Linked DNA regions of Homo sapiens: all the other regions are linked to region 3. A link is a contact called in ENCODE Hi-C data. All regions are on one chromosome and are shown on one strand. Each heading gives the region's core, a stretch centred on a gene start or an enhancer-like site at or near the end of the contact. The rest is flanking DNA. Distances are from core to core; before and after follow the strand shown.

Region 1 (2,700 bases), core at 18-2,517, 2.2 Mb after region 3:
CTGACCTCAAGTGATCCGCCTGCCTTGGCCTCACAAAGTGCTGGGATTACAGGCATGAGCCACTGCGCCCAGCCTCTGGTATTCTTTTGAAACTTTGACCTCTACCACCTTGTTGCCAGACTGGTTTAGGTATCATCTGATTAGGTGAAGATTACAGAGGTCTTCCCCGTGCCTGTGGCACCACTGGCACAAATGGTCACTAGCTGGAACTGATTTAGGACGGCACTGGCAGGGAAAACACATGCCAACCACCATCTGCCCCTTCATATCCTGAATGGGCAGGTGAGACTCTCTTTCACTTGGCCAGCCAACATACATCATCAACGTACATGTGCCCATTCATTTCAGGAACAGCTTTGTCTCTTTGAGGAAGAGAAGCTGAAAAAGACAAGCCTTTTGTTTCTCCCTCACTCCAGCATCATCTTGGCACTGGTAATATATCCAAGATATATTGGTGTTAGCCAGGCTCACATTTACCCCTTTGATTGGGTTAATTTTTTGAAGTTCCAACTTCTGTTGTTTCAAGTGTTCAACTTCTGTGCAGAGCTTATGAATATGATTTTTCGCCACTGAGTTCATTTCTTCCACAATGTAGGTATCCAAATTTTTTGTAACTTACAAAGTCAAATCCTTTGGATTTCCCACTAGGCTGTGTCATCACATAGACACTTTAGCATTGTACCAAATAAATGAAAAAATTTTTTCAGGTTGTCATCATTCATATCTTCCCCAGAGCTTTAACTTTGTGCTAGGTGCCTTGTTAAGTACAGGGATACAACACAGTTCAAGATTAAATGTCCCTGCCCTCATAAAGCCGCCCGGCAGGAAAAACAACTAATTAAGCTATTGTCAAGTTATTTACAATGAAGACAAAAGCACAATATGCTTTTGGATTTGTTTGATTTTATTACTCTTTAAGTTTGACATATGAAAATACCATACTTAAAACAGTTCATGTAGGGTACCTGAAACAAAGGCACTAATACAGTACTAGAAAGGTGGTGACGGATTTAAGAACAATTGTGCCAATTTCTAATCTGTTTTATAGTAAAGTTATAGAATTGGAGGAAACTGCTCCTGTACAACTTTGGAGGAGGGTAGGAGGAGCAGGGCGTGAGAATGCCTTTCCAGAAGCTTAGGAGTACGCCCAGTCGCTGCGTGGCTTCCCGCATACTCAGCCCTGCGCCCGCGTTGGCGTGGCCTGGGCGCCCCCAACGTGACTCCGCCCAGGGCGCTCCGTTCTGCCAGCTGGAAACTACAGTTCCCAGAAGGCCACGCGAGCCCGGGAGGGACGCGGCGGCGGGGGCTGCAGGAAAGGCGCGAGCAGAGGCGGCGGCGGGTGTACTGTAGGTGGTCGGTCCGGCAGCAGCCCGGCCCCCGGACGCAGGACGTGGCCCCAGGCAGCCCTCGCAGCTCAGTGCTCTAGCCGGGGCAAGCCCGCGTCTCCGCCTGCTGGACGGGCCCAGGCGAGATGTAGGGCTCTGGGCGCGGAGGCCGCCGGTGGGGCGGCTGATCGCGGAGGATCGCGGAGGGCGCGCCGAGGATGGAGAGAGCGATGGAGCAACTCAACCGCCTGACGCGCTCGCTGCGCCGCGCGCGCACCGTGGAGTTGCCCGAGGGTGAGCCGGGTCGCGGGGCCAGGCTGGCCGCGGGGCTGGGGGCGGCCAGTGGGGCAGGAGCTCCGGCCGCGTCAAGGTCGGGTGGAAAAACTAACTGAAAGCTGAGAAAACGCCCACTTTTACTTTCCAGAGCTGAGAGGCGGCCCCGGGCCCCGAACTCCCCTGGCCCGACGCTCCCACCCCGGCAGGTGGGAGTTTTCGGGAGGAAACTGGGTTGGTGGGGGTTCCGCTGCTGGGAGGAGCGAGACAAAGGTCTCGCAACGTCTGTCGATTAGGGGTCTTGGCAAAGGGGCAGGAATACCAGCCGGAGGCCCGAGACCCGGAGTCAGAAAACATCATAATTGCGGGTCATTTAACAGTAGCTGGGGATAGAGATGATCCAAAGATACTGTTTACTTTAAGCTGCATCGGGGGGCCAGGCGGGCTTTTATTTTTGTTATTTTTTAAAATGTGGGGCACTGCCTTGTTTTGATAACAGGCAAACAAAGGGTTGTCAAACATCAAACAGGTACTCTTAAAGTACTGTATGGGTAAACACAATATATTTTTCTTTAATATGCATGCCTGCCTTCATTCTTCATTTATTCATCAGACTAGTATTGAGTGGGCTAGCTGGTAACTAGGACGCATCTGCAAAGAGGAATAAGGCATGGTCCCTGAGGATCAGGACTTTTAGTTCAGCGTGCCAGGGTTCCCTCAGGACAGGTAAAACTCTGCTAATAACAAGGAGAGAAAATAAGCAGTTTTGTTTGCAGCGTCAGGAATTCAGACATTTTAGTGGTGATGGGAGACAGCAGTGCTGCTTCTAAGAAGCTTTTGGCTCTTTATGCCCAAGTGAGAGAAGGGTTGGGAGGAGGTTGTAGCTGGTGAATAGCTTTTTTCTTAATTGTAGTAGTTTATCTTACTTTTTCAAAACTCTCTTTGAATTGCTGCTGGGTGGTTTGTAGGATAGGGAAGGAGACCTTGGCAGACGGTCATGAAAGAAATGTGGGATTGGGTACTTTGGCGATAATTTTCTTTCCTTTCTTTTATAGAGATGAGGTCTCACTATGTTCCCCAGGCTGGTCTTGAACTCCTGGGC
Region 2 (2,700 bases), core at 129-2,628, 2.8 Mb before region 3:
ACTCATAAGTAACCTTATCCTGACTTCTATAGTAATCACTTGTTTGCACTTTTAAAAAAAGACACTGTCGTTCAAATGTGCACCCCTAGATTCTATAGTCCTGCTCATTTCAAAAGTGTGATATGCTTTTTAATCTACAGATGCTCTCATCTTTCTTTTTCTTTCTTTTTTTAAGACACAGGGTCTTCCTGTATCTCCTAGGCTGGAATACAATGGAGCGATCATGGCTCACTGCAACCTCGAACTCCTGGGCTCAGGCGATCCTCCTGCCTTGCCCTCCCAAAGTGCTGGGATTACAGGCTCGAGCCACTGAACCCGGCCTCTCACTTTTCTTTTTCTTACAATTTATCTGTTGAAGAATCTGGGTTGTAGAGTTTCCCTCAGTTTGGATTTAGCTGCTTGCATAGTCAAGATGCAGTTCAAAGTGTTCCTCTGCCCTTTATATGCGCTGTGGGTCAGCAGTTGGACCCAGAGGGTGGTGAGATGCTGTTTCGATTGCTTTGGTAACACTATGGCTGGTGGTGTATTGCTTCATCAGGAGGGTCACAGTCTCTGGTTGCTTATCTTTTTTATGTTAACAGTCACTGAGGCCAATGCCTAGATCCAGTAACCCATTGGGACTTGTCAAATTATCACTTGACACTTCATCTTCAGTCCTTTTTAATGTCTTTCTTCATTTCTTTTTAAAGCTTTGTATTTTAGTTCATTTTGAAATAGTATGTTTCTGTTTTAACCTCTTTTATTAACTTGTCTTTCTGGCATGATTTCATTGTCTGTAGGAATGTTATTTTGCTCTGTTCTTTATAATTCTATGATGAGATTGGCCCTTGATACTTTTCTGTTGCTTATTGTGCAAAATTAGTTTTGCAGAGCTGTAAGAAGATGTTGCTCAGGAAAGATTTACTTAACTTCACAGAACTCTCTTTGGTTGTTTCAGTGAAGTGTTGAAAACTGCCACAGCTTGCTCTCTGAGGTTTCCTCTCTGCTCCCCTTCCTCAATGTTGTCTGGGCTTTCTCCTTCCTTCATCTCCATTGTCCTGCTCAATTTTAATGCCACTATCAGCAATTTCTCCTGCCATGTCCAGGTAGGGAGCTTTGGCCGTTTGGGTTCAAGACTGTATGTGGCCCAGACGGCCTCAGCCCCTTTCAGAACTCACCAAAAATCCCTTGCACTCCCCTGGTATTGAATTGGGTGAACCCCTTCTGTTTCAGCTTCAATGATTTCTGGCGACTACCTGTGAGCTATTTTGGGGTTCTCCTATTCTCAGGCCTCTCAGATGCCCCACTGTTTCCTCCTGCTTCTTCCTCTTGCACACACACTGCTATCATGCAGGTCTTTATGGCTGTGGGGGGTTTACTTCCACATCCTCTTTAGATTTGGGGGTGAGTGAGGATACTGTATCGCACAGTTTTGAGGTAAGTGTTGTCTGTAGGTGCCTGGTTTTGCTAACCAGTTGTTCTGTTTTTTTGTGTGAGGATTCAGAGAGATTTTAAAATGATGCTGCTGCTGCTGCTGCCTTCTTCCAGAACCGACCAGGCTCTATTTTTAAAAGTGTATTTTTCACCCATCCCTCAAACTGAGCCCTACATTTGCCATACTGTCAGCTGCAGGGCTCCATTTTCCTTGTTCTGGAGATCGGCACTGCTACACCACCCCTCCTTACCCAGGGCTGCTCTCAGAGAAGCTCTTTCCCAGCTCAACTCCCACGTCTACTCTTGCCGGACCTGTTCCCTTCAGAGACAACGCATACTGCAGATGTTCAGATGGACTGGCTATCTGAGTGATGGGAGACTTGGGGGGTGCGGGTGAGGTGGTAACACTCTTAATCTCATGGTTCATCTGCATGTGGCTAATCAGGTATTGCCTACATAGCAGTAGAGGTACAAGAAGAGTTAGAGAAATGTTTTAAATGACTACTTATCAGATATACTTTTATTGCAGCTAATAGGAGATGGTATACCATCTATTCTCATGTGAGCTGTGGTCTCAGAAGCATTTGACAGTCGCTAGATTGAAGAAGCAGGTTTACTATTAACAAGCTGCTGGAATGACCTCCCCAGTCCACTCAGGGCTGGTTTTTTTCTCTGCCTGGAGGACAGAGTTGGACCAGTACCTGCCTGGGAGCCCTGCCTGATGCATAGGTAGGGCATGCCCCTCTCCTCTGTTCCCATAGCCTTGTGCACACCTATGTCTGTGCCCCCATCTGTCTCCCTCATGTGAGTGGGAGCAACTTTTGCTGAGGCTGTACAGACTTTTTGCTCTTTTTCCTTGGCATATGGTAGGGACTCAATGGCTTTTTAAGAAAGATTTAGTAGAAATCAATGAAGTAGGGGATACTAAGAATTCCTACCTCACACAGCTGTTGAGTGGAGTAAATGAGTTTAAGTTTATATGTATAGCATAGTGCCTGAGTGCTCAGTAAAGGTGAACTATTGTTAACAATTACATGGCCATGGTGAGTCATGCCTATAATCCCAGCACTTTAAGAGGCTGAGGCAGGCGGATCACCTGAGGTCAGGAGTTCGAGATCAGCCTGGCCAATATGGTGAAACCCCGTTTCTACTAAAAATACACAAAATAGCAGCTCGTGGTGGCGGGCACCTGTAATCCCAGCTACTTCAGAGGCTGAGGCAGGAGAATTGTGTGAACCTGGGAGGCGGAGGTTGCAGTGAGCCGAGATCAGGCCATTGCATTCCAGT
Region 3 (2,700 bases), core at 121-2,620:
GAGGCTGCAGTGAGCCGAGTTCACACCAGTGCATTCTAGCCTCGGCGACAGAGCGAGTGTCAAAAAAAAAAACAACAAAACAGGCCGGGCGCGGTGGCTCACGCCTGTAATCCCAGCACTGTCGGAGGCTTAGGCGTGCGGATCAGGAAGTCAGGAAATCGAGACCATCCTGGCTAACACGGTGAAACCCCGTCTCTACTAAAAATACAAAAAATTAGCCGGGCGTGGTGGCAGGCGCCTGTAGTCCCAGCTACTCGGGAGGCTGAGGCGGGAGAATGGCGTGAACCCGGGAGGCGGAGCTTGCAGTGAGCAGAGATCGCGCCACTGCACTCCAGCCTGGGCGACAGAGCGAGACTGCGTCTCAAAAAAAAAAAAAATAGCCGGGTGTGGCGGTGTGCGCCTGTAGTCCCAGCTGCTGGGGAGGCTGAGGCAGGAGAATGGCGTGAACCTGGGAGGCGGAGCTTGCAGTGAGCCGAGATCCCGCCATTGCACTCCAGCCTGGGCGACAGAGCAAGACTCCGTCTCAAAAAAACAAAACAAAACAAAACAAAACAACACCCTGTGGAATAAAAATTGATCAGGAGGACGGGTGCATTCGAATGAATCAGGAAAAGAACACGCAATGATGGACCCTGGGAAGTGACCTGATGGAAGTTCATTTTAAAAGATCTCTTTGGCGTTGGTGTGGGATGAGTGGAGAGATGATCACGGCAGAATCCCATAGGAGGTTTTGGGTGACATCTTCAGGAGAGGTATACAATCTGAACTAACCGAAGACTGTAAGAAAAGCAGTGTCTGTAAAAAAAGCAGCGCTGACTTTGACCTGCTTGACGCCAGGAAACGCTCCACATTCCTGAGCCCGTTCACCGCTCCGTAAGATGGAGAAACTGGTCTAAACGCTTTGAAGTCTAATGCAGCTAAAGATCCTTCCCTTTACTTGGAGACCTCGGAGGCTGTGGGCTGAGACAGGGTCGGATTCCTCTCGCTCCCTCCCCACCCCCGCGGGCAGTGCACCTTCCTGGGTCCCCAAGGTCAAAGGAAATGGACAACTGCGTCCCCGGGTTCGCAGTCTGCATTCGGAGCCAGCAGGAGCGACAGGAGGCAGGAACGGAAGGCTTCGCCGCGCTCAATTACCACAGTCCCTGCGCAGCCCTGAGCTCGCGGGGCGTCCCGAGGCTGGCAGGACACGGGACACTCACGGGGAGACCCGGCGGGAGCGTGGGCGGGGCGGAGAGGCGAAGTGACAGGGGGCGCGGGCAGGGGGCCCGGCGCGGCGCGCCAGCAGAGGCGCACTCACCTGTACGTCAGGCCCTCTCGTCCCTCCCCGCGGCCGCGCGGACTGCAGGCCTCCAGGCTACCCCTATCTGCGCCCCGCCCCTTCCGCCGGCGCCGGCGCAGTGAGAGCGGGTCGGGCGGGGCGCGAGGCCAGGGCGGCAGCGAAGCAGCGACCCCTGCTGGAGGCCGCGTCTTGGAGGACTGCGCGGGAAGTAGGCTCGGGGCACACCATTCTCCCGGGTTCACGCCATTCTCCTGCCTCAGCCTCCTGAGTAGCTGGGACTACAGGCGCCCACCACCACGCCCGGCTAATTTTTTTGTGTTTTTAGCAGAGACAGGGTTTCACCGTTTTAGCCAGGATGGTCTCGATCTCCCGCCCTCGTGATCCGCTCTCCTCGGCCTCCCAAAGTGCTGGGATTACAGGCGTGAGCCACCGCGCCCGGCCATCTTAATTCTTTTTTCTTTTTTTTTTTTTTTTGAAACCGAGTCTCACTCTTGCCCAGGCTGGAGTGCAGCGGCGTAATCTCAGCTCACTGCGACCTCCGCCTCCCGGGTTCAAGCGATTGTCGTTCCTCAGTCTCCTAAGTAGCTGGGACTACAGGCGTGAGCCACCATGACCGGCTAATCATCTTAATTATTAATGAAGTGATCCTTTCTCTGGGACCACTAACCCCTTTGAACATTTTTTTTTTTGACAGGGTCTCACTCTGTTGCCCGGAGTGCAATGGTGCGATCTCGGCTCACTGCAACCTCTGCTACCCAGGCTCAAGCTGTTCTCCCCACCTCAGCCTCCCCAGTACCTGGGACTCCAGGTGTGTGCCACCACGGCCTGCTAATTTTTGTTTTGTTTTGTTTTGTTTGTAGAGATGGGGTTTCGCCATATTGCCCAGGCTGGGACTCAAGAGAAGCGATCTTCCAGCCTCAGCCTCTTAAAGTGCTGGGATTACAGGTGTAAGCCACCGAGCCCGCCCTCTTTGAACATCTCCAAGAGATATAGGCGTTGTTTCCAGAAAAATGTGCAAATACGTCAGACTCGCAGTTTAAGGAAACATCTTTTCAAGACCAACGCAATTTACACGTGAGCCAATTCCCCTTTCCCTCCCAACCAACTATCCATCCATTCGTCCATCCATCCATCCATCCATCCATCCATCCCTCTCTCATTAGGTCTGTCTGTGGAGAACTCTGACTCATACACCAAACAAGATGTCACCCTGCAACATTCTAACAAAACTTCTAGTCAAAGTCACAGATGACCTCTGCAATGTAAATCCAAAGGTCTGGTCTCATTCCTCAACTTACTTGAGTTATAGGATACCCCATTGGTTTCACCTACCTCACTTGCCACTTAATCTTCTTCCCTGTTTTTTCTTTTGTTTTGTTTTGTTTTTTTGTTTTTGAGAATGAGGCCTGCTCTGGCCCCCA

Evidence for each region. Hi-C counts contacts between places; a loop is a spot of excess contacts on that map. Pooled maps may share reads with other maps.
Region 1: a loop to region 3 is called in a map of CD8-positive, alpha-beta T cell, with 9 times the contacts of the local background. The contact joins the promoter of HACE1 here to the promoter of MTRES1 in region 3. A Hi-C loop is called at or near these places in 2 of 168 maps with a recorded cell type or tissue (CD8-positive, alpha-beta T cell and naive thymus-derived CD4-positive, alpha-beta T cell) and 10 of 50 pooled maps.
Region 2: a loop to region 3 is called in a pooled map of posterior vena cava, with 16 times the contacts of the local background. The contact joins the enhancer-like site here to the promoter of MTRES1 in region 3. A Hi-C loop is called at or near these places in 1 of 50 pooled maps.

Annotation. Positions count from the first base shown.
Region 1 is chr6:104,858,486-104,861,185 of GRCh38, reverse strand. HACE1 (HECT domain and ankyrin repeat containing E3 ubiquitin protein ligase 1) reads left to right here and starts at 1,267. Exons shown (of 24, transcript NM_020771.4): 1 at 1,267-1,619. The coding sequence starts at 1,544. It also overlaps the pseudogene LOC100422315. RefSeq lists enhancers at 1,178-1,472, 1,087-1,586 and a silencer at 1,209-1,838.
Region 2 is chr6:109,819,514-109,822,213 of GRCh38, reverse strand. The region is part of intron 22 of FIG4 (FIG4 phosphoinositide 5-phosphatase); the gene reads right to left. Among named protein-coding and RNA genes, the nearest start is that of FIG4, 130 kb to the right of the region's middle. Within about 2 kb of position 1,378, at least 3 of the 41 ENCODE cell types and tissues checked have a DNase peak (open chromatin) inside an H3K27ac peak, as active enhancers do.
Region 3 is chr6:107,026,869-107,029,568 of GRCh38, reverse strand. MTRES1 (mitochondrial transcription rescue factor 1) reads right to left here and starts at 1,370. Exons shown (of 4, transcript NM_016487.5): 1 at 1,298-1,370. RefSeq lists enhancers at 652-751, 862-971 and a silencer at 1,082-1,551.